Regions from separate parts of the Mus musculus genome. Here regions 2, 3, 4 and 5 are each linked to region 1. A link is a loop called in an ENCODE intact Hi-C map of the cell type or tissue named here. Cell type or tissue: heart. All regions are shown on one strand.

What was found. Peaks named below come from ENCODE experiments on the same cell type or tissue, not always from the same donor. Only the 100,000 strongest peaks of a DNase experiment are listed, where the experiment ranks them.
Region 2: a loop joins it to region 1, with 4 times the contacts of the local background. A loop is called at or near these places in 3 of 42 quality-filtered maps.
Region 3: it touches region 1 in a loop (2.0-fold over the local background); 3 of 42 quality-filtered maps call a loop at or near these places.
Region 4: it touches region 1 in a loop (5-fold over the local background); 14 of 42 quality-filtered maps call a loop at or near these places.
Region 5: it touches region 1 in a loop (6-fold over the local background); 7 of 42 quality-filtered maps call a loop at or near these places.

The regions. Positions count from the first base shown.
Region 1 is chr10:75,314,850-75,319,849 of GRCm38, reverse strand. It overlaps Adora2a (adenosine A2a receptor), which reads right to left and starts at 2,973. Exons shown (of 3, transcript NM_009630.3): 1 at 2,703-2,973. In heart, a CTCF peak has its summit at 2,782; DNase peaks (open chromatin) are centred at 1,409, 2,159, 2,769 and 3,049; H3K4me3 peaks cover 2,556 bases; H3K27ac peaks cover 3,072 bases; H3K27me3 peaks cover 2,268 bases.
Region 2 is chr10:75,252,751-75,257,750 of GRCm38, reverse strand. The region is part of intron 5 of Specc1l (sperm antigen with calponin homology and coiled-coil domains 1-like); the gene reads right to left. Among named protein-coding and RNA genes, the nearest start is that of Specc1l, 43 kb to the right of the region's middle. In heart, a CTCF peak has its summit at 2,470 (motif pointing left); no DNase peak of the experiment used is centred here; H3K27ac peaks cover 183 bases.
Region 3 is chr10:75,361,524-75,366,523 of GRCm38, reverse strand. No RefSeq gene overlaps it. Among named protein-coding and RNA genes, the nearest start is that of Gm40694, 37 kb to the left of the region's middle. In heart, no CTCF peak of the experiment used is centred here; a DNase peak (open chromatin) is centred at 2,113; H3K4me3 peaks cover 474 bases; H3K27ac peaks cover 1,938 bases.
Region 4 is chr10:75,484,688-75,489,687 of GRCm38, reverse strand. No RefSeq gene overlaps it. Among named protein-coding and RNA genes, the nearest start is that of Gucd1, 30 kb to the left of the region's middle. In heart, a CTCF peak has its summit at 3,080 (motif pointing right); a DNase peak (open chromatin) is centred at 3,047.
Region 5 is chr10:75,388,718-75,393,717 of GRCm38, reverse strand. No RefSeq gene overlaps it. Among named protein-coding and RNA genes, the nearest start is that of Gm40694, 9.5 kb to the left of the region's middle. In heart, CTCF peaks have their summits at 2,676 and 3,384; no DNase peak of the experiment used is centred here.

The DNA.
Region 1 (5,000 bases):
CTGGACCAGTCTGAGTATGATCCACCGAACCCTATCACTGTTCGTCCCTCTGTCCATCAGTGCTTCCGCTAACCTGGCTCCCGGCTCCCGGACGCCATTGTGAGGCCAAAAACAAAGATTCCTGCAGCTAGAGCCTCGGAACAGAGTCATGGCACATTAAGTTAGAGGTAGCCCTGGGAAACAGCACAAGTCCTGTCTTCCTAGTGTCCAGTGCCTTCCCAGGCCTGGACTAAGGGCAGCTTCTCTCCCCCATTCCATCCCTGCTTGACACCTGGCAGGATCTCAGGGCCGGGACCTCCCTCTCTGCACCACATGGCTCCTTCTTCCTTATCTCAGGGTCCGGGTCTTGCTCTGGGCATGAACAGTCTCCAAGGGCTCCTCTCTGTACCTCTAATCTCCTCCTACAATCGGGGTCCCAGTGTGGACCTTGGTCCTATTCTCAGGTTCTGTCACCTCTGCTGCCACCCACCTACAGACTACTTTCCTCCACTGAGTTCCCCAGGTCCTGATCATCTACCCTGCCGGGTCCCCAGTGTGTCCCACAGACCAGATTCTTCCCTGGCACTTGGAGAAAGTCTCTTTTACCAGTTCAGTACTTGCCTGTAGCAAGATCCTCACCTCTTCAACTACACCATCACATTCACCAAAACTTCCTACCGGTGTCCATCTGTCTATCTGACCATCTGTCTCGCCCTCCACTCTCCTATGCACATACTACTCAGGGCTACCAAAAGGCCATTGAGCTCTAGCTTCTTCGAGGGAGAGGGGGTAGCTCAGGAAGGAGCAGGTTAGAGGCAAGAGCTGCTGAATCAAATCCAGGCAACAACCGAGAGCCACCAGGGACTGTGGTCTCACTGACAGGTCCTGGACTTTGCAGAACCTGATGCCTGGGAGCCACATGCTTGCTCCCAAACCAACTCTTGTCCACATTTCCCTCTGTTCACGGCAATCTCTGCTTCCCCTTCCAGGGTTACCCAGCCTAAGAACAGAGGAGACCCCTGACCTGCCCTCTAGCATACCCGTCCCCACCCCAGTCACCACTGCCACCACCTCTTCCCCTGAACCTGCCCCACACCCAACCAAAAACTGTCATTTTTATTCCCTTCTCCCACCCACCCCCATACCCTTGTGTGTTAGCACTACTAAGAACACCATTCCTCTACAGGTGGGAAAATGGTTTTCCAGGACAGTGACCTTCCCTCAGCCACCTAGTTAGTGTGCATCAAGGGGCCAAGATCAAACTCTAGGTTGGGACACCAAAAATCTTTGACCCATTAGCAGGACACTGGAGATCACCCACTGCTTCTTCTGCCTGGCCCACGGTTTGTCTCGTACTACTTGTGTGGGCTGACCTTAGCCTAACTTCAAGCCATGAGCAGGAAGGCTAGCCCAGCCCAGAACAGTCATGGTCAGCCTCTAAGGGAATGCGCACTGGCTAGGGGTTGCTCAAGAGACACTAGAACTTGAGAGAACCTGGGAAGTCCCAGAATGCAAGGGCTGAGCTTTGAGATCTTGATACCATACTCAGGGACCCACCGATCTTTGAGCAGCGACTACAAAACCAAACAGGCAGAGCCTTCCTAACTCCCTGTCCCAGAAAAGCTCTCCATCATCGTCTTAAGGGTCCTGGCACCTAGGACATCCTTGGTTGGTTGTGAGCAACCTCCTGAAAGCCCACGAGGTCTGGGAGTAGAGGAGGAGCTGGGCAGTAGAGGCAGAGATCGGGCAACCAGCACAGAGTCCCAGGTAGAAGGACAGAGAACAGGCTCTCATCTCAGGGAGGCAAAGTGCAGTCTATGGTTGGGTAAGGAGAGGGATTCAAATCCCTCCTGAGCCATTCTGGGGAGAAGGAGTCCTGGCGATTGTCTGGCTGCTGCATCTGTCTCTCTGGTCCACTGTGAATTCCTGCTCCTCCCATTACATGGGCGGGCAAGATTAGTCTAAAGGTTCCAAAGGCAGTGCCCATCCTCTGCCAAACCCTTGAGAGTTGTTACCGTTCCCGCCATTTGCACCCCTGCTTTGGGCACCCCCAGGCACCCACCCTGTTGTCCACTGGACTCTCCGCAGTGCCCTAAGTTCCCGCCACCACAGTCAACAGGATGCTCCCCTCCCCCGGGTTCCAAACTCCCCTGCTCTTGCCGTGCCTTCCCCGAAGCAGCCGGTGCCCGCTTGAACCCCCAACCCGAGAGTCTGACCCGCCTACCTCCGGCCGCGCCTCGACGTCCGCAGCCTAGCTTTGGTAGGGACGCGCCCTAAAGGGACTTGTGTGCTTGCAGGTTCAGTCCCCTCCGCGCGGCGACAAATCGACGGCTGTAGCAGCTCGTGTCGCCGGCGGGTCTAGACGACTGTAAGGCATCCCGCTACCCTGCCTTACTCGAGCCCCTTCCTCCCTAGCTGCCCTTGAGCACTTTCCGGTCGCCGAGGACCGCCCCGATGGCACCACACTTGAGATGTGACCGCGCCGAGGACCCGGGCTGCTACCGCTCCCGAAGTGGCCAGGGCAGGCTCGGACCTCGGCACCCGCGAACTCCCCTCCCGACAGCAGGAAGGAAGAAGGGTCGGAGGGAGCGGCGGGCGCTCCGAGGGGCGGGAGGACCCTGGTTCGCTCAGACCTCCAGGCTCCGCAGCCTCCGACGGCCACAACCGCCAAGATGCCCACCCGAAAACCCCCAGGGTCCCCGGGACCCAGGACCCCCGCTGACCTGCCTCTTGCTCTGGCTCCCACCGTCTCAGCGACCGCTCGGGCTCCAGCTCCGGCCGCGCCGCTCATGGGCGCACCCTGCAGGCGACTTCGAAACCAGCGCTGCTCCCGCCCCGCCCCGCTGCTGGGGGAAACCGAGGCCTCGAGGCGGGAACCAGGGGAAACTGTCTCTGGAAGGGCGAGGTGGTGATGGGTCCGGCAGCAAAGCACCCTTCGCCCCAACGTGGGCGCTTCAGGTCCACGCGTCCTGACCGCCTCCTCCAGCGCCACTCCCACCCCCACCCGAGTGCCCCCACCCATGAAGCCTTGGCGCCCCACCCCTCTCCGGTGGCTCCTCCACAAGGCATTAGGCTGTCTATGCCACTCTGGTCCTCCCAGTTTTGCCCTTTATCGGAGCTAAGCTGCCCTGATGCTGTTATGACCCAAGCTGCTTCACACCCGACCCTAGGCCGGGGCTGGGGGCGGAGGGGGGTTGGTCCTTTACAGTTCTTACATCTCTGATGCCTGTGAACCGTGACTCCTCCCCCACATCTTTACTTCTCTGAACTACTGAGCAAGGAGGGAGTGCATCTGCACCACAGCCTAACTAGGACTCTCAGACTTCTGGGCTGGGAATCTCCTCCTCTCACGACTGGAGGCAGCTGGACCCAAAGTGGAATCTTGTCTTTCTGGAAGGATTTGCAAATCTCAATCTGTTCACAACAGGGCAAGCCCTTCACACAAGGCCACAGCCTTTCTGGAACCTTGTCTTCTAGAACCTTTGCAACCCACAGGCTGTCTGGTTAGAGGAAAGTATGAGGGGAGGCTTGCTGAGAGCCAGGCTAGACCCCCGGGGGGCTGCAGTCAGGATGGGAAGGAATATCTCTTCAGAAGTAGGCACATAGTGAGTGCAGGTGCCAATGTCTGCCTTTGAAATGGTGATTGTCATCTACCAGGACTTGACTTGGACGCCCCCCACCCCATCTCTCAGGCTCATTCTTCCAAAGTCTGACCTTTTATTTCCATTTGATGAGCCCACCCTCGCAGTGTTACAGCATCTGTGGGGTAGAGGGTGTGCCTGTGTCTACAGATCTGGTTAGAGTAGGGACCTTCGTGCAATTTGCTTTAAACCTGAGATCCTCTGGAGGGAGCACAGAAGACTGGAGCACTGCCATCTCAGCTTCAGTTAAGAAGCCTAAAACCATCACCAAGCAGGACCAGTGCCAAGGGCTGCCCTGACACTGGCGTGCGTCGCCATGTGCCTTGCAGGGGTAAGGATGAGACACGATCAAGCTAGGGTCTATTCTCAAACTGGACTCTGCGTGTTTGTTCCTGAGTTCTCTTGGGGGAGCAATACTATCCTGCCCATTCCTGTCAAGACTCGTGTCCTGGGATGACTATCTTAAAAATGCCCCATTGAAGGGGATATGGGGACTCATGAAGTAGAGACCAACTCTTGGCCAGTTCTGGGGATCCCTCCTCTCTCTCAACCATTCCAATTCCAGGGCCCAGCACCTTTCTCCAGGGGGACCCTCCTAGAGCAGTGGTTCTCAACCTGTGAGTCACAATCCCTTTGGCAAACCTGTATCTCCAAAAATACTTATATTATGATTTATACTAGCAGGAAATTACTGTTACAAAGCAGGGAAGAAAGAGAGAGAGGGAGAGAGGGAGAGAGGAAAAGGGAGAGAGGGAGAGGGAGGGAGGGAGAGAGAGAGAGAGAGAGAGAGAGAGAGAGAGAAGAGAATTTTGTGGTTGGGTGTCACTACAACACGAGGAACTCTATTAAATGTTTGCAGCATTAGGAAGTTTGAGAAGCACGGGGCCAGAGGGTGATGCCTGGCCCACGGAGTAAGGCCTCCTTTCCAATACTGGTCCTCAGGAAAACAAAGCCAGTGGCCAGTTCACCCTTAGGTTCTGATGGGTACCATCTCACCACAGAAACTGTGTCCTATGGCCGTGACAGTCAAAGCCTGCTTGGCTTCAGCTCCATGTCATGACACTGTGTAGAGCCACAAGAAGATGGCTCAGGCTTTCCAAGCCAATAAAAGTTCACATTGGTCTTGGCCTGACTCCCTCCCCAGTTATATGTGTTGAGACCAAACAGGAACCGCCCTGCCCCTTGACAGTACATGTAGCCCCCAGAAGCCTGGTTTCTAGCTCTGGGTTTTGGTTTGTCAGTATAGCCTCAAGGCAGTCCCTGAAGGTTACAGCTGCCCACCCTTCTGTATGTCCAGGTCCCAACTCCTCAGCCCTAATCATGGGGCCAGCTGGGCTCTGTCAAGTTCCAGAATTCCACTCTCAGACTACTCCCCCACCC
Region 2 (5,000 bases), 62 kb after region 1:
TCCCTATGCAGAAACTTGTTTACTTTCATCACAAAACTTAAAAGCATGAAAAGAATATTCAATCCAAGACTACAGTTTCTGCATCATTTCCTAAGTAAACTGGAAGCAATTGTTGGAAACATACATATTATTGGCACAACGCCAACCAAAACAGCATTGACTGCTATTAAATTGTCAACTTTTAATCACAGAAGTTATCACTCTAAACCGTGCAAGCATAACTCCCCTTTCACACTGGAATAAATTCCAGAAACATGAAATCAGTAAAATTATTTTTAACATTGATTGTAATATCCAGAGAGCTGCCAATTAATCTATGGAATAGTAGCACTAAATACAATAGGAAATTACATTCTCTGCTTGTAAGAAGTTCTGAGAAATGCCTCAGGAACATATCACGTTGTAACTGCTCTGCTGGACATCGGTCACACTCATTACTCTCACAGCTCAGGAATAAATCACTTCTCAGTTCTGCACCAGGAAAGGCAGTTATGTATGGAAATAATCCTGTACTAAGATTTTGCCTATTGATGCTATAGTTCTCTCCATTCTCAAACATAGTCTTTCTCTTCTCCCACAAATACATAAAATGAAAATCACTCTCAAATTCAGGACCTCATATGCTACACATAGGTTTTCAACCACTGAACATATCCTGGGTCATGATACATATTTTTTAACCCTTTTGTTTGTTTTTGAGACAAGATCTCATTCTGCTCACTATGTAGCTCTAGCTGTCCTGGAACTCACTATGTAGGTCAGCCTGGTCTTGATCTCACAGAGATCCACCCACCTGCCTCCCAATGCTGGGATTAAAAGTGTGGATCACTACATTCGGCTTTTTAAAAGTCAATTTGTGTGTGTGTGTAAAACAGAAAGAGAGGAGAGAAAGAGAGAGGGAGAGAGATTACTTGATTGTACACTTAAGTGAGCACAGGTAAAGAGGTCAGAGGACACCATCAAAGTTGGTTCTTCTCTTCCGCTATGGGTTCCAGGACTAAACTCAGGCTCGCATGACAAACACTTCTCTCATGAGCTCATGATATATTAAAAATGATACAAAGTAACTTCAGTTATAAGATATTAGTACAAACTATTATTAGAAGCAATAATATTTTCGAATGTTGGATAAAATGAGATAAAACAAGATAGATGTCTAATTCTAGCAGCCAGCAGTTAATGTCTCCACTGGACACAGTGCCAAAAGCAAGTTGAGCGAGGGAAGCAGAGTGACTTCTCTCCAACTTCGGAGGCTGCCCTGTGAGAAGCCTCCCTTAAGCTGGACAGACCACCCAGTCCGAAAGGCAAGTCCACACAATGAGAGGACGAGTCTATGGCCCTGTTCTCTGCTAACACAAACAGGGGAACCCTGAAGTCAGTGGGTCTGGCTCCTTGTCAGCTCAGGCATGGCTGGGTTCAGACATTCAAATACAAAGAATGAGGACAAAAACTGAGAACACTAGAAATTCCACTTTTTCTTTACATTCAGTCTACTCATGTATAAGAGTTTTTGTTATTTTGTTTTGATACAACATGCATTTAGCCCTTGGTGGCCTGCAACTTGCTACACAGTCTAGGTTGGCCTTAAAGTCACAACAATTCACCTGCCCAGGTTCAATTCTCAATACCCACACGGCACCTAACAACTGTCTACAACTCTAGCCCCAGGGTATCTGAGAAACATACACACACAGGTAAAACACTCATTCACTCATATTCTCATTCATATATATACATACTTGTAAAGGAAGACATAATTCCTCAGACTGCCAATTGTGTTAGGACTTGCTGTTAGGCCATGGCATCTTAGTCTTTGTAGCACTTTTGTTTGTTTTTTGTTTTGTTTGTTTGTTTTTCGAGACAGGGTTCCTCTGCATCACCCTGGCTGTCCTGGAACTCACTCTGTAGACCAGGCCTGCCTCAAACTCAGAAATCCACCTGCCTCTGCCTCCCAAGTGCCGGGATTTGTGGCACATTTAACTGCACTGGCCATCTTAGACTGGTTATAAAATTCTAATTTCTTCAGCTCTCTTTGTTCTTCTGGTCTCTTCTCCATCAACCTCCACATTCATGTCCACAGAAGGCACACAACCTCTCCTCTTAACAAGAACATGTGTTGCTACTGGTGTGCACACGAATTAGTGCCTGTCATTACTCCTTTTTACATAAAAGGAAAGCTGGCAGACAGGGACATATTTAAACAGCATAAATTGTACTAGGCAGGTCTTTAGGGCCGTGATTTCAACTTTATGATCACGGCCGTACTTTTCCTCTGAGACAGAAAGTTAAGAAATGGCAACACACTTCTCCTGAGATTGGAGGGGTTTCTAAGGTCTTTGGGTTTTTGGTAAAGACTACTGCTACTAGCACAGCCTATGGCCACACAAGGAGGAAGTATCACCTCAACTCAGGAATCTTCAAATGAGCTGCTTTCCTCTCCAGTTTCCCTATGTGAGCGACACTGCCACCTACTGTCTTCAATTCAAATCCTATCACAAACAAGAACTATTATCTCCTTGCTTTTAAATTACAGATTAAACCTCCATTTTTTTTTTTTTTTACAGAACTATTTTTATTCTAGAAATCTGACAAACTGCACTTGCATTATTATTCCATCTAACTTTCCTCTGAATAGTTCTGGAAACTGCCCTTCTTGCTTAGTAATGGGCTTCTTAACTGTCTCTCTTCCAATGACCTATCCCTGACAAACCAAGAGAAAGCCATGCTAGCTCTCATATGCCCACAATCATGCAGACATTACTGGGCAGTTACCATGGGCTCAGGCTCTGGCTATGGTCCTCTTGCAGACTTAATAAACTCACCCAGATCCCTGTAGCCCAAAAGCTCTCTGGGTACTACCATCAGCTGCTTCCATCTGGTCCAGCATTTCCCAGAAAATGAATTAAATATTATTTTCAGAGCAAAGGAAAAGTCAAGAGTAAATAATCTGTCACAAGAGATGGGCAATGTGTACAGAACCTGGGAGAAAATACAAATGGTTTTCAAATGAACTATAGAGTTTTACTTTATTTTTTAATTTTGTCCAAATCTTTATTCTCCCATTCTCCAAAAAATGTGGCTATAACTTTTTTCTTAATTCTAAAAGTAAGACATGTTCACAATAAAACAATGAAGATAGAAGTTGTAAGGAAGTAAGGTTGCCTTGATTTGCATTTGACTTACATCCTTCTAGATTTGTGAGTGTGTACCATTTGGTTTGGGTTTTTGTTTGAACTTGGTCTTGCTGTGTTGCCCAGGCAAGCCTTAAATTCCTGCAGAGGCTCAAGACATCCTTCCTACCTCGGCAACATACTACATGGGACTAGAGATACACTACCACATCTGCCTGGTTTTTTTCTTTATTAAGCACAATGAGATTATATTTGTACTGTTTCATAAGCCTGCAGCAAATAATGGACTCCATTATCAGTAAATCCAGATGTGTAGTAGGATCTAGATGGCCCCAGAGTAATTTATTAAAGTAACATATCAGAATTTGTTTTCAAAATCTCCTTTTAACAGACTTAACATAATTTCCAACTTTAAAATACAGCGAAGTCATTACACAACTGTTCAGATATTATGTGGAGGAAAGTTCCAAAGGTAGAAATGATGAAGGGTCCTTTGCAAGTACCAACCTAAGCTAATTCAGTGTACACTAGAAGGGTATACCTCAAGAACACTGTTAAGTTTCTTGGGTTGTCTGTCTGTTTGTTTGTTTGTTTTGAAAGGTTATCAGTTCACTTATGGTTTAACAGCACAATGAAGTCAGCATTTTAAAGGATCACTGTATCTGGCTGCCATTCTCATGTCATGTTACATTTGAAGCTTTAAGTGGTTCTAAAGTACAGACATGCACTGCAGCTGGCTTATTTCATCTTCTAGCCAGTGTACTGAGCTCTGTCCATTCCATCCTCACTGGCATAATGGCAATGAAAACGGGAACTCACACTGTGTACACAAGCTATGTACTAGATTACAATTATTGAAAGTGTAGATTGTGGGACTAGAGAGATGGGTTAGCAGTTAGTTAAGAGCAGTGGATGCTCTTGCAGAGGATCCAGGTCCTGTTCCCAGAACCAACATGGCAGCTGAGAACCATCCATAACTCAGTTCCAGGGGATTCTGCACCCCTTTACGAACTCTCAGGGCACAAGATACACACAGTGCACTTACACACATACACACACACACACTCACAAACCTCATACACATAAAATAAAATATATCTTTAAAAAATATAACAGACTATTTCCAAGTTTTGTGGTGACAAGCAGTTCTGCGACAAGCCCATATGCACATCTATAATCCTACAATGCTGTTACTAAGGACAGGTTCCTTGAAGTGAACTGCTGACTCTTTTAATAAAATTTTGTATCAACATCCTTAGAAAGATGCAGCAATCATACTCTTCTTAATGGCACATAAGAATATTCTTCCTTCTTCTTGCTTGCTATCAATCTTTTAATTCTTTCACATATGTTTAATGAATACTGGCATTGTTTTCTTTTTATTTCTTTTCCATGCCAAGTATCTGACTTTTTCTGATTTGCCTATTTATATACTTTTAATATGAAAACGTGTGTGTGTGTGTGTGTGTGTGTGTGTGTGTGTGTGTGCCCTTTCTCTTATTCCCTTGAGACAGGGTCGCTCCCAGAACCAAAGCTTGCTACTTCAGTTAGGCTGGCCAGCCAATCTGCTCTCTCAAGCATGCATAGCCATGTCCAGTTTTCTGTTTTCTTTTCTGGGGTTCAAATTCAGGACCTCGTATTTACAGAGTAAGTTCTTACCCACTGAGCCAGCTCCCCAGACTCAACTCGGGGACATCACTCCGCAACTGCAGGTGTCACTGTTCACCCACAGGCTTCTCTGGAACAGCAACTAGTAAAGGCTCTGCAATGCCACATTAACAGGAGGACTGGACCCTAGCCAGTGCTGGGAGGGGTGTCCAATTCACAGCGGGGTCTAACTTACTTTTCCCTCCATGTGGTTCTCTCTCC
Region 3 (5,000 bases), 47 kb before region 1:
AATTAAAAAATATATGCACAAAACAAAGTTATCGATTTTTCCACGTTTTTCTCTTGTAGCTCAAGCTGTTCCAGAACTCTGTATGTGCACAGGTTGGCCTCAAACTCACAGTGATTCTGTTACCTCAGCCTCCCAAGTGTGCCTCACACTTGCCTCATTCTCTACCATGTTGAGGTACATGACTGACTAGCGTTGACTACAGTCATAGTATTGTACAATGTGGCTGACATTTCCAAAACGTCTTCATTGGCTCCAATGGGAAGTCTGTAACTAATCTTAGTGTAGGCTGTATATATATATATATTTTTTTTCTTAATTTTCTGTGTTACTTTTTGGTTGTTTGGAGGTAGGACATCCTCATGTAACCCAGGCTAGGTTTGAGCTCTCTGTATTTCCTAGCGCAAACTTAATTTTCTGAATAGAATGATTTACAGCCCAGACTGACTACAGACTCACTATATAGCTGAAGACAGCCTTGAACTCCTGGTTCTGTTGATTCCACCACCCGATGTTGATATTATCAGCACGCACTACCACACCCATTATGCATTATCTTTATTTATATAAAAATAATTTAAAAGCTTACATCAGGTTTAGAAAACTTGGTAGCATGCCTGAGGACTCACAACTCCTTTTTCATAGTGGCAAGCTTATTATAAAATAATAGGAATTGAACTTTTGTCAATAATGTCCTATGTAGTTTTGATCTCTATCCACCTTTAGCTCTGGGAAGTGACTGCACTACCAGCCCCCTTCCAGGTTCCCTTAAATCCTTGGATAAAAGACATATATATATATCATTTGTCAATTTTAACTGGCCTTCTTGGCGTAATTGCTGGATGCTACTATCACCCACCTAGAAAACATGCCCTTATCAATACTCGTAGCTCTGTACCTCCTACCTGCCCCAAACGTCAGTGGCTAGTCCCATTTAGCCCCTGCCAAACATCCCTGACCACCCGCATGTAGTAGTGGCCACAGGCTTCAGCTCCTCTTAAGACCTCACATGGCTGCTGCGTTCCTCCCCCTCCAAAGCACGGCAAAACTCTCCTCTCCTTCCTTGCATCTCCCTTTTCCTCCAGGGACCCGGAAGTCCCACCTGTACCTTCTTTCTGCCCAGCAATTGGCCCATGGCTTTCTTTACTGACAGATCAAGAACCAATTGGGGAACAGGACCTTAACATCAGACCTGCCCTCCTACACTTACACTCGGTGGGATTTGAAACACAAAAGTTTCAAGCATGTGTGCCCAGTCATGTAAACTTTAGGAAAGGAAATAGGAATAAAGTGGTTGATTCCATATAGTCCACCTCCAAGAGGCTCATGACTTAAACGGTTCCATTTACTGTGGGTGGATGAGGGTATTTGGTTTTAGAAACAATATCTTCAAAGGGTTTGTGTGTCCCATACTGGATCACAGACATTGGTACTGATGGAGAGAGACCGTGACCAAGTATAATCCATTCCTTAATCACACTTTCTTGTGTGTAATTACAGCTCACAGAGTCTTCCTGTCCCTCGTCCAATAAACCGGAAGCTAGATGAGCACGTGACTCACAATTGTAGCTCCATCGCCAAGCCAGGTACCCGGTAAGTGGTCAGGAAACATTTAATCAATGTAGAATGAATGAGCACAGCACCTTATTTTATATAGGAGGAAGTGGCAGTCGCAGGAGTTGGTTTTTTAAGAGATGGCGTAGGAAGGCAGGCTTCTGCATCCCACAGGCAGCATGAATGAATGAATGAATGAATGAATGAATGCCAGCATTCATTTGCCCTTTGTTCCTTGGTATCTTCTCATACACAAACCTAGTAATCGTGGAGCTAAGTCCAGCCCTCTGATTTTATAAACAAGGAAGTGAGGTCTAGAAAGAGCAACATATCCAAGGTCACAGAGAGAGAGAGAGTCCTGTCTGAGCCCAGCCTGGTACCCAGTCTCCTGCTTCTCAGGCCAGCTCACTCTTTGTAAAAGCATTAAAAAAAAAAAAAAAAAAAAAAAAAGCAGAGCTGCACTGGCCTCTTGCCAAGTCCCTGCAGGAGGTCACACAGCCAAGCAGCTCTCTGAGTTCCTCTCTATTCTTAGCCTGAACTCTCAATGACTCTGATCTCCAGTCTTTCCCTCCTCTTCCCTTTGCTTGGCTTGTTGTGTGTGTGATTTGTGTTTTAATAAGTGGAGCTACGTGTAGGAAACAGGCTTCAGCCAGTCCCACTGCAGACACCCCTAAAAGAATAACCTTGAGACAAGAAGGCCTGAGAAAATAATTGGCTTCCTTTCCTCTCAAGTGACCTAGAGTGTCCAAGAGCTGCTCTCTCTGTCGCCGGTCACAATTGCCAACAGGGCTATGTTGCCCACGAAATCACCAGGAACAAGTTGCAAGGGAGAATAGTTGCTGGTGTTTGCCACTGAAGCCTCATCAGTTTGATTATTTTCTTCATGTTATAATGTAATTAGACCATTTCCTCCCTTCCTTCTTTTCCTCCCTCCAAACCTCCCCAAATATCCCTCCTTGCTCTCTCTCAAGTTGATGATCTCTTTTTCATTAATCATGGTTACAGACATCCATGTGTATGCACGCACGCACGCACACACACACACACATTCTACATGTTTGTATATTTTCTGGGCTGACCACTTGGTATCAGACACCCAGTTCCTGTGTTCTTCCCTGAAGATTGCTTCTTCCACTCTAGGTGTTTCATGGTTGCCTATAGTTCTTTGTGTGGGGTTAATGCCGTGTAGATTGGGGGGGGGGGTGTATTCTGTTGTCGTCCTTGCTCGCTCATGTTTAAGCAGTCACGTTGGTGAGACTTTTAAGGGTAGCATCCGACAATTCCAGAAGGCACAATCCCACAGGAAACCTGCGCAATGATCAAAGAGCCATGGGGGGAAGGGTTGTCCCAACTGCATTTGGATTGATCGTGGTTTTCTGTAATGGTCTCTGTCAGGGAAAAAAGAAAAGTTTTTCTTTGTTGAGAGTTGAGGACTACACTTATCTGTGTCTGTAAGGACAACTATTCAGAATGTAATTAGGGATTATGCTGGCTTAGTAAAGTGCAGGTTGTAGGTTCTCTCCCATGATTCATGACTTTACTATCCCTGAGTAGATAACTTAAGTTTCCAGTATCAGGAGGGATGTCCTCTCCTCTCCTCTCCTCTCCTCTCCTCTCCTCTCCTCTCCTCTCCTCTCCTCTCCTCTCCTCTCCTCTCCGCTCCGCTCCGCTCCGCTCCGCTCCTCTCCTCTCCTCTCCTCTCCTCTCCTCTCCTCTCCTCTCCTCTCCTCTCCTCTCCTCTCCTCTCCTCTCCTCTCCTCTTTGCGCTCTGCTCTCTGCTCTTTTCTTTTTCATTTAATATTTTATTTATTTTTTTATTTATTTACACTCCAGATTTTATTCCACCCTCCGACTGTTCCACATCCCATATCTCCTACCCACACCCCCGTCTCCCTGAGGATACCCCCATCCCCCAATCCTCATCCATCCAGACCTCTAAACTCCCTGGGGCCTCCAGTCTCTTGAGAGTTAGATGCACTTCTCTGACCAAACCCAGATCCAACAGTCCTCTGTTTATGTGTTGGGGACCTCATATCAGCTGGTGTATGCTGTCTGGTTGGTGGTCTAGTGTTTGAGGGATCTCGGGGGTCCAGATTGAGACTGCTGTCCTCCTACAGTTAAGTCTAATTAGAGAGCTGTTGGTCACCACTTAGGTATGAGTGTGATTACTGCACCCTTTAGGTTATTGTACCACACTAGTCATTGTTGGGGTGTACAGGCATCACAGCTGGGTGGGACTGTTGCTTGCCTCCCTTCTTTGGAAGTTTGTATGGTACCTTCCATACCGTGAAAGCAATTATTTAGACAGAAGGATTTCAGACAAGTTCCAGCCCAAAGGCCTCTGGGCACTGTGTCTGAAATGCATGGTAGTTTTAGCAATAGGGACTTGCCTTTCATCCCTGGGGGTGGGGAGGTGGGCAATGAGAGGCAACAGCAATAACCTGTAATGTTTTGGCAGTCTCTTGGACAACCCTGACCAACAACTGAAAAGGGGATTTCTTGCGCCTCATATGGGGGTTTTATTAGATGGTCTTTGGCTCTTGGGGAGAGCATGTTAGCTCAAGATGAGACATTCTCCTTTAGGCTGTATATGTATATTTATACACAGATTTGGGTGTATTGTAGGTTCCTTAGGTAGACCGTGAATAGTATGATTCCTTATGACTTTCTCAGACATCTTTACATTTATCTTACCCTCTTTTCTTCTTCTGTAATTATCTGTACCCCCTCCCCCCATCTAGATCCCCTCCCTCCCCCCCCCCTTTTTTTGCAGACTTCTTTCTCTGCACAAACACATGCTCTGTCCAAACATGGAATCAAAGGAATTTAAGCGGCTCCTGGCCTCCAATTACCAAAAAGGACAAAACCAAGAAAGGATACAAGCTATGACAGCAGTGTGCAAAATGACCAAGGGGAATATCTCTCTCACATTCAAATGAGGCAAAGGTTGCTTGGGGCAACAAGAAATCAGAGGGAGAATTCGAGCTGGGTCTCATGTATCCGATGTCTATTGCTTGTCACACATTATGCTATGTTGGGTGTTACTGTCTATTACCACATAACAAATGGCTTTAATATTTGCGGCTTGTATTATCTGACCATTTCTGTGGTCAAGGATCTAGGTACAAGATCTGGATAGCTCTGGTTGGGAGTGTGGTTATAGTTAAGCTTTCAGTCTAAAGGCTGGTTGGGGTTAAAGGGAATTAAATGTCAAGCTCACTGACATGGTCCTTTGTACGAGGATAACCTGCCTTGTGTGTGCTGTGTGCTATGTGAGTGTGTATGCTTGTGTGTGTATGCACACACACATGCATGTTCTTATAATAGTAGTATGGGAAGAAGAGGCCTCTCCTTGCTGTGCCAAGGTCTGTACTCTCATTCTGTGTTCACATGGCCTCTTTTCTGGGCACACAGACCCCTTCTATCTCTTTTCTAGTAAGGATACTGTT
Region 4 (5,000 bases), 170 kb before region 1:
GTTTTAAAAAAATCTAAGCCTACAGGAGCCCAAATAGCCTCTATCAGTGGCAGTTTCCCTAGTTACTATCAATAGCAGTTTAAGCCAGTTGCCACCAACACTGGTCTCCTTTCTTTCCTGCTACCATCAGTCGAATCAGCTCATGCCTGGTGCCAACACCAGCTTCCCCCTCCTCCCTTTCTCTTTTTAATTGCACCCACATTCGTTAACAGAAACATTACTAAAGCTTAAATTACACATCAAAGCCCACATATTGGTAGTGGGAGACTTCAACACTCTACTCTCACCAGTGGACAGGTCATCAAGAGAGAAACTAAACAGAGAAATAGTGAGACTGACAGCAGTATGAATCAAATGTACCTAACAAATGTCTACGGAACATTACACCCAAACACAAAAGCATATACCTTCTTCTCAGCGCATAGTTGGTCACAAAACAAGCCTCAACCGGTATGACAAAGTTGAAATAACCCCTTATATCTTGTCAGACGGCCATGGATTAACGCTGGAATTCAGCAGCAACAGAAACAACATAAAGCCTACAATCTCATGGAAACTGAACAACTCTCTACTAAAAGACTATTAGGTGAGGGATACGAGTGGACAGAAAGGTCGCAGCATTTGGCGAACGCATGGTTTACTGATGGTTCATCATCCACTGACGGAACCAAAACTAATGGAAAATGGCAACCTATTGACAGGGGGATAGAATGGCTGAGACTGAGGAAGGACCCACAAAATCAGTGTGGCACTATTGGCTATTAACACAAACAACCACTACAAAAGCAAAAAGAAAGTATCTTCTCCAAATTCATACTGTATGTGCAAAGGTATAGCTATATGGTCATCATGGAAACTGCCACTAACTGGCAGAAAAATGGCAAAGATATATGGTCCTGGGAGGAATAAATGGAAATGGTAAAACCTAGCAAACTTAGGGAAGACATCACATTTATATAGTTCATACAGGCAAGACAGACAAAATGTCTGAAAAATAATGAAATAGTGGAATGAATTGGTATCTTTAATTAAGACTAGAATATTGAAATTTGCCAGGGAACAAACTCAGAATAAATCAGCAAGAATGATAGATCACCCATTCAAAAAACTTGAACGTTGTTTATCCTCCTAACACTAAAAAAAATAAGGGGAAATGGAGAACCAGATTAAACCAGTACAACCCTGTGAGAATATTATTAGGAACCCAATGCCAGGTGGTGGTTCACACCTTTATTCCCAGCACTTGGGAGGCAGAGGCAGGCAGATTTCTGAGTTCGAGGCCAGCCTGTTCTACAGAGTGAGTTCCAGGACAGCCAAGGGTACACAGAGAAACCCTGTCTCAAAACAAAACAAAATTATAATGGTTTAAATTTAAAAGCTATTTGCAAAAGGGAAGCTAAAATTAAAAGTAAATGTCCTTTATGATCTAAAAATAAATACACTTAAGCCTTGAATTTATATCACTGTTCTCAGATATGCCCTTTGGCCACTGTAGTGCTACCAAATTGGTGAGGATTGCATTTGCTAACGGCAGAGAAAGATGGATGGCCATTGTCTCTTCCTCAGGGAGGAAAGTTGCTTGTATATCAACCAGTCAGGCTTCACAGTAAAACAGAAGATCTTGCCACTCCAGATGGATCTCCAAAAACATAGAAAACAGCTTAACACCTCTGGCCAGTGGACCATTAACAGTCCAATATGGAAATGGACACTACCCTTCTTGTCTGTGTTTTCTCTTTTTCCTAATCAATCACACATTGACGTAAAGACTTCTTGTCTAGATTTCTTCAAAAACAGATCCAAAAGATGTCTAACCAGACCTTTAATCAGATGTTATTACAGGATTACCGCCCCTCAGCTCTGAAGCCTGCAACTTCTGATTATACCCTAACAGCGAAGATCAAACTCATCCCACGGACCGCTATACCACACTCAGCAGGGAGTAGTCTAGTGATAGCATTGTCCCCTTTCTACCCTGTCTGTCAATATTATCAATAACAAACAAAAAAGGGAGGAATGTTGGCTATTAATGCAGAATACTCAAGCGGGAGGGAAAGGTGTCCCTGCTGTGGACTCTTTATAAATCTCATAGACTTTGTAAACGCTCAAGGCAGGAAAGTGGTCAGGCCTGAGGATCTCTAGCAGCCAGTTCCCTCCCTCAGACCCCTCTAACTGTCAAAATAGCATTTCCAGTATCTGCAACTATCACACAGTCTTCTCAAAAGGACCCTTTCCAGATTATGCTAATTTTAGGCGAAAAATCTGAACAAAAAGCCACCAATCCCTGAGCAGGAAAACCCACCAATCACTGAGCACCCCCAAGCTCAGGACTTGAAATCCCACCAATCGTCACCCTGGAAATTCCTGCCCTGAAAGCTCCACCCCCCGAAGGAATCCTATATAAAGGTAGTGTCTGATCAGTTCCCTGCTGTCTTCTCCTGGGAGCAGAGACAGTCAACCCTGGATTGTCCCTCTATATTCCATAAATCTCTTTTAAGAGATTTGCTGTCTGGTGTGACTTGCCAAGAAGCAATGAAGAGAAGAAGGGAAGAAGTGGAGCAGGGTTGAGACTCCTGAACGCCTCAGCTCAGCTGGAGATCCCCTCCCCTGGGAGCTGCAATGCCTCTGCTGGGGAGATATCCTGTCAGAGCTGTGTGGATTCTGGGCTTCCGTGTCTTAGGATACCCTTCCATTGGATTACCTTGTCTTTGGGTGGTTCTTGGGCTTCTGAGTCCCAGGACAACTTTCCTTCATACAAGTTCTGATGAGGCAGAGAGACAAGACTTATTCCTATCTGATCCCCATATTTAGGGAACAAGGTGGCCACCCATGAAGGATCCACATCCCAGCCACAGACTCCCACAGTACATCCTTCAAGGACACAGAGGAGAGTCATTGCTCCCTTCCTAGGTGCCCAGAGAGCAGGCACAGACTGTGGAGCAGACCCTCCCCAGAGGAAGTAGGTGGAATGGAGGATGATGAGTCCCACCAACAGGAAAGTTCTCGGTCATACCTTTCTCCAGAAGAAGATGGAAGGAAATGTGTTCCTGTGCATTAATGTGCAATGCAAAGACCAACCTCTAGGTGGCAGCACCAGAACAGTCTTTCCAGATCACCCAGCCAGACCAAGAGCAGCAAGAAACCCAAGCAATTACACTTGAAGTGGTTCTCAGACTTCCCAATGCTGCGACCCTTTAATACAGTTCCTCGTGTTGTGGTGACCCACAACCATAAAATTATTTTGTTGCTACTTCATAACTGTAATTCTAAGAATGTTAAGAATCTTAATGTAAATGTCTGTGTTTTCCGATGGTCTTAGGCAACTCCTTTAAAAGGGTTGTCTGGCCCCAAGAGGGTCACGGCCCATAGATTTTGAACCACTGAGTTAAAGGGAGCACGGTGTCTGCACTCAGTGGGCAGTCAGCAAGGGCTTGCTTAATGTTCAGCAGGCCAGCGATGGGCGGGCTTTAGGAAGCCAGCAAGGAGTGTGACAGGCAAGGCAAGACTTGGGTTTAAAATCCTGGAGCAGGGAGACACTAGGTACCCACAGTTTCGGAGGCTGGGCCTGCCTGTGGAAATAACAGCTTGCCTCAAATAACTAAATCATTGGGTTCCTGACATTGCCCCAAATCAGAAAGGCTTAGTAGGAAACTAATGACTGATAGATGCTATGATAACAGTTTAACAGATAATTAGTGTGAATCATAGAGATCAGTACTTGGAAGTTTTAGGAGTTCAAAACCAGCTTGAACTACATAGTGAGTTCTAGGCCAACCTGTGCTACATAGGCAAAATTCTGTCTCAAAAAGCAGAACAAACAAATACCACACAAAGCCAATGGAAACAGAGACAGTAAGAACAGAGTTACATAAAACACGAGTAGTTCATGGAACCCATCTGTAGGGGAGAGGAATTAGAAACGAGACCTGTAGGGACCTGAGAGGTAGTTCAGTTGTTAAGAATGCCTACGGCATTGGTGGCACATGTCTTTAATCCCAGCACTCAAGAAAGCAGAGGCTGTTGGATCTCTGAGTTCCAGGCCAGCCTGGTCTACAGAGGGAGTTCCAGGACAACAGAGAATCCCTGTCTTGAAAACCAAAACTAAACGAATGGAAGAAGCCAGCCACTTGAAAGCAAGGACAGCAGAAAGAAGAGCTTTCCAAAGGGCTTTAGCAAAACATTCAGCTTGAACATACGATCTCTTTCTCTCCTTGGGCCAGACCGGAGGACGTGTGGAATGCATGGTTGTGTGCATGTATGCATATGTGCATGCGCGTAAGGGATGGTGTGTCACTGTGGATGTGGGCTTTAAGACCCTCATCCTAGCTGCCTGGAAGCCACAATTCTGCTAGCAGCCCTCAGATTAAGATGGAGATGTAGAACTCTCATCTCCTCCCACACCATGCCTGCCTAGATGTTGCCTGTCATGTTCCCACCTTGATGATAATGGACTGAACCTCTGAACCTGCAAGCCAGCCCCAATTAAATGGCCTTTACAAGACTTGCCTTGGCCATGGTGTGTTCTCACAGCAATGGAAACCCTAACTAAGACAGTGGGCCTCTCAGCACTGGGTATCTCTAGTCTGAGAAGAAAAGGTATTAAGATTCGAGATGGCTGAAGCAATGACCACTTTAAACATGGAGCAGCTGGGAGCAAAATGCCCTGGAATCTTCCATCAGTGGGCACCTGGCTTGAACTAGGAAGTAGTGCGTGTTTACTCGAGCCTAATCCTCAGGAGGTTTCACAGGGCAAGGAGAGGGAGAAAGGAAATGGGGCCTGGCTTCCTCTTTTCCTCTCAGCTGCTAAAAACCCAGCTGACAAATGTTTAAGAACGGGACTTTTACAGAGACGTGCTGTGGATGGCACTTTCCAGAATTAAACAGGTACCCGGGATCCAACTACCAAGAACATGGTCCTTGCAATTCGACAGGAAGGTGTTGTGCATAGGAAGTCAAACCCATGGCCAGAAGTGTAGTGTATTATCACTAAATCACCACCG
Region 5 (5,000 bases), 74 kb before region 1:
CTGTGGTACTCCAGTACTATGTACAGTTAATAGCAAGTATGCTGTGTTTCTTACAGCTAGAGATATAGCATGTCTTTGAATCTACAAAGACTGATGCTCCAGAAATTACTATGGCGTCTAATTGAACACCATATCAGTCCATGTAAATACTCATCCTCTTTTGGCTCCTTTGCATATATTAACCCAATACCTTATGTGTTCTGCTTTATCAAAAGACTCAGGAAGACATATAATTGTTTCACTTCAACAAGGCTCTTCGCCATCTTTGTACACTTGATATCTAGTACAGAAGGGATCTGGGTCCTTGAGTAGCTCCAACAGCAGTGGATATTGGGGGTCCACACCCTTGTGCTGTTTCATATGACCAACTCTTTACTCAGAAGTAAACTCAGATGATCTCCCTCTGAGTGGCCTCCTGGGTCACGTTTCCTTAGACTATGTGTTTGGAAGGCTCTTTAACCACAGTGCTTCTCAGTTATAGAGAATTTACATCTGCTCTTTTATTTCTTTAAACCCGTCTCGCTGTAGGTAACACAGCTATCTGCTTGTACTCTGAGAACTGATGGTCTAAACTATCTGTTTGCATTCTGAGGAGCAGTTGAAGAAGAGAAAGAACAGTGGACCGGGTACATGAACAGGTTTTAACCAGGGGTTTACTATTAGGTCTAACTTCTACATTGTGTGTGTGTGGGGTTATTTGGTATCTCATGAATTCTATGTTTAAAGCATTAGCATAATCATAAAGTCTACGATGCTGTGAGTAGGGGAGTGTGTGATTAGCAAGAGCAACATTTTACCAACAGCTAAGAAGAGAACATTGGATACTAATGTCTCAGGTCAAGAAATGATTTGTATTGTATTGGGAAAACATGGATAGAAAGACTGCCCTGTATCTGAGGGGTTGGCCCCTGAAATTCCTTCTTGCTCTGTAATTGTGGACAAGTCACTGTGTTTTTTTATCTTTACTTCTTCTTGGAAAAAATAGAAGTACTTTCTTTGACTTGAAAGAACTAAACACACTGTATTTAATGGTATTCCATAATTCACACAGTGTGATAATCTGCCATTTTTAATTAATAAAAAGGTATCTGGATGGAATTTGTCCATAAGGAGTTATAAACATACTGTCTTTGACATAACAGATATTTGTGCTTATTTTTTTCCTAGGGGCAATAATCGCTTTAAACCAAAATCATTTGTAATCTTTATGCCAAGTCTCCCAGTGACAAAATAAGTTATTTGGAAGAGGAATGGTTTTGAAGAAGGCTGTGGTCTGAGACCATGAAACAGCACAAAGCTTGAGTAGCCCAAGCTGAAGTCCAGCCTGTGGATGATTCACCACTCAACTGTCTATAATGTAACCTAGAAAACTAAGGCTTGTATAACATCAGGGGTCCAAACCCCCTGCTGGACATTCAGATCTCAAATTCAAGAATATCATCAATATGGTAACCAAGCTAGTCCATCAACCCTCCTTCCTCAAACTGTTGAATAAGTACGGAGCTGGTTTAATACCACTATATTAGGGCTGGAGAGGTGGATGGCTCAGTGGTTAAGAGCACTGACTGCTCTTCCAGAGGTTTGAATTAAATTCCCAGCAACCACATGGTGGCTCACAGCTGGTGTGTCTGAAGACAGTGACAGTGCACTCACATACATAAAATGAATAATTTAAAAAAAATACTATATGATACTTAGGGAAATCCACTTAGATATAAGTTTAACGGGAGTGAAGAAAATGACTGTCAAAAGAGCTAATATAGTCTTAGATTGTATTATAGTGTCTAGAGCACAAAAAGAGGTGATTGTCTTATTCTGTTGTTTTAAAAAAAGATTTATTTATTTTTATGAATATGAGTACACTGTAGCTGTACAGATGGTTGTGAGACTTCATGTGGTTGCTGGGAATTGAATTTAGGACCTCTGCTTGCTCCAGTTGGCCCCGCTCACTCCAGCCCAAAGATTTATTTATTATTATACCTAAGTACACTGTAGCTGTCTTCAGATGCACAAGAAGAGGGCGTCAGATCTCATTATGGATGGTTGTGAGCCACCATGTGGTTGCTAGGATTTGAACTCAGGACCTTCAGAAGAGCAGTCAGTGCTCTTAATCTCTGAGCCATCTCTACAGCTCGTCTTATTCTGTTCTATGCCTATGGAACACACACCTATCTCTAGGTAAGATATATCGTGTATATATTGTCTTACATCAATGGGAAAGAAAGCAAGAAGATCTAATAACAAGGGTTGAAAACTAGAGGAACATTCATAGAGCAAAAGAAAGCAAACGAACTGGGAGAGGATCATACCACTGGACCTTGATTTTGGCCATACAACAAAAGGTTTTAGTTCATCCCATCTAGCCCAATGATAGGCGTTAAGTCAATGGATGGAAACTAGGACAATTATTTCCAACAGACTGTGTCAAAAGATGAGTTAGGGTTGGGCAGTGGTGGTGTATGCCCTTCACCCCAGCAGTTGGGAGGTAGAGGCAGGGAGATCTATGTGAGTTTGAGGTCAACCTGGTCTACATAGTGCGTACCAGGGCAGTCAAGGCTACAGGGAAACACTGTCTTGGAGGCTTGGGGGAAAGATGAGTTAGGATGCTAGCAGGAATGGCTTCTCTCTCAATCCTTCATTATGTGTAGACAAAGTCCTGATGGCCACTTGGTGGGAGTATTGTAGAAGAAAGCCAATTATGAGATACTTCCTCGACCTAGAAAAGCCATGATTTATGTGTAGTACTGCAACCCAAATCACAAAACAAACAAACAAACAAAAATCCCTGATGGAGAATCTACTTCAAATAACTACAAACAGTTCACAAAAACAATAAAAGATAGACAGCTGGTATTTAAGACGTCGAAGTCAAGAAATCTGGATGACCAAGTGAAAAGAAGTTATTAAGAACCAAACGAACTAAAGCTCTGTACTTCACCATCTGCAGAAACCAGTACCCTAAAGCCTGCCATGCTATATGCTGAAATCATGTATGCCAGATTATTGTAATGACTAACTAGCCTTGATGCCCTAATACCAGCTGCACCACAGACAAATTCAGCCCAATCTTCAGCAAGAGACCCATCTTTCCCCCTTAGCTCCTAGTCTTACTTCAGATCTCAACTTTGACATCATCCTTGCCTGAAATAGGAGTTGTCTATGTTTGAAACATCCAACCTCTCTCTGCTCTCTCACTTTAATTTGTCTTATTTCTACATACCCAAGTCTCTTTCTGCTAGTAAACACCCTCCTTTGAGACTTACAATTGGCCAAGAAGACTGGAGTCTAGAGGTTGAGTGTCACTCTGGTCATTGGCCCTCTTATCTCTTGTTAGAGTTTATAGCTCAGACTACTGTTAAACCCCAGGGCCCTTGAGCCTCACCTTCAGGTCTGTGTGAGTACTACAGTTCCAAGCTTCAATTCTCTCTATGAATTAGTCATCACCAGAGCCTCTTCTAGTGATTGTGGTTGTGGTAGCAACGCAATATTCAGGATTGATCCCAGGGCTTTATGTATTCTAGAGAGGCTACAGCCTCCAGCCCGAGAGTCCTTTCATAATTCCAAGTTCCCTTTAAGGGGGTTGTAGATTTTTGGCCTGTGTCCAAAGCCATGTTCTCTTCCAAAAATCGGCCTCCACACTCACTAGCCAAAAAAGAACTCATCCAGCTGTAGATGGTACCATACATGCACCTACCGGGCCTCTGGGAAACACAGTTCTATCTCTGTCAATTATGTACTGTAGCTGCATGGGTCCATGACATTAGTTTCATCAGCCTGTAGCAAGAAGTTGTTTGTCTCACAAGGGTGTTACAACCATTAAGAATTTGTTCAATTTCCTGGTTACATTTATAAATACATACTTCGTGAATCAGGCACCCAGGGCAAATATCAACCCCATATGTGATGCTTGTTCTCTTAATTATGATCATAATAATTTCTACTTCTTGAGCTCCTCCTATGTGCCAGGAGCAGTGAAAGACCTATAATGTCAGGCTTAGAGAGGGCTAGAGTGTTACCTAGGTCTATAATTGACAGCCCTCTTAGGGGGTGAGAATTATAGACACAACACATGGTTAATCTTTACTACTGATATCAGTGTTCATGGGGTTATGAAATAGCATTACCAAAAGTGCCATAAAGGTCCAGATGTCGGAGAACAAATGTGAGCCAGAAGGATGTTTAGTAAACATAGGAGCTTGGTCCAAGGAGGAAAGGCCAGGCTGAAGCAGAAGGCAACCACTGTAAAGCACCCACCTAGATCCCAAGCAGACTGAGGGTCCTGGGGAATAATATACAAGAAGCAGACCTACACTATTCTAGAGACTTCACTACTGTAGTCCTCAGAGAAAATGATTGCATTCGTTCGTAAACATCAAAACAATAAGCAAGGTCCATGTCTGAATTATCCAATCAAAGGAAGGAAGGAATATTACAGCAGTGCTTATTCCAAGGAGGGAGGGAGGGGAGGGGAGGGAGGGAAAGAAAGAGGGAGGGAAGGAGGGAGGGAGAGAGAGATAGAGGGAGGGAGGGAGGGAGGGCGGGCAGGCGAGTGAGCGAGAGAGAGAGAGAGAGAGAGAGAGAGAGAGAGAGAGAGAGAGAGAGGGAGAGAGGAGCTTACAAAATGAAAGATGATCCTTTCATGTAAGTGCGCATTGATTGAAGTACTTGGCAAGACTAGCAGAACTCTCCTTTTGGTAACTCAAGTCTGCAGCCTTCCAGCTCTGTCATACAGTGTGTAAGAGTCAGCTATATGTAAATGTGTGAAGTGTTCAGGTGGTGCATGAGCAGAATTCAAGGCAAGAAAAAGTAAAACTTGAACTGTGTTCAAGTATCAGTGAGTGAACAAAGTCCCTGGTGGCAAATATACAGAAGTCTTCATTCCCTAGACTTTGTATGAGGGCAAGGAAATATTACTGATTTTTGACCTAAACTGTACTTGTCTCAGTGAGGGTTTCCATTGCTATGAGCAGACACCATGACCAAGACAACTCTTATAAAGG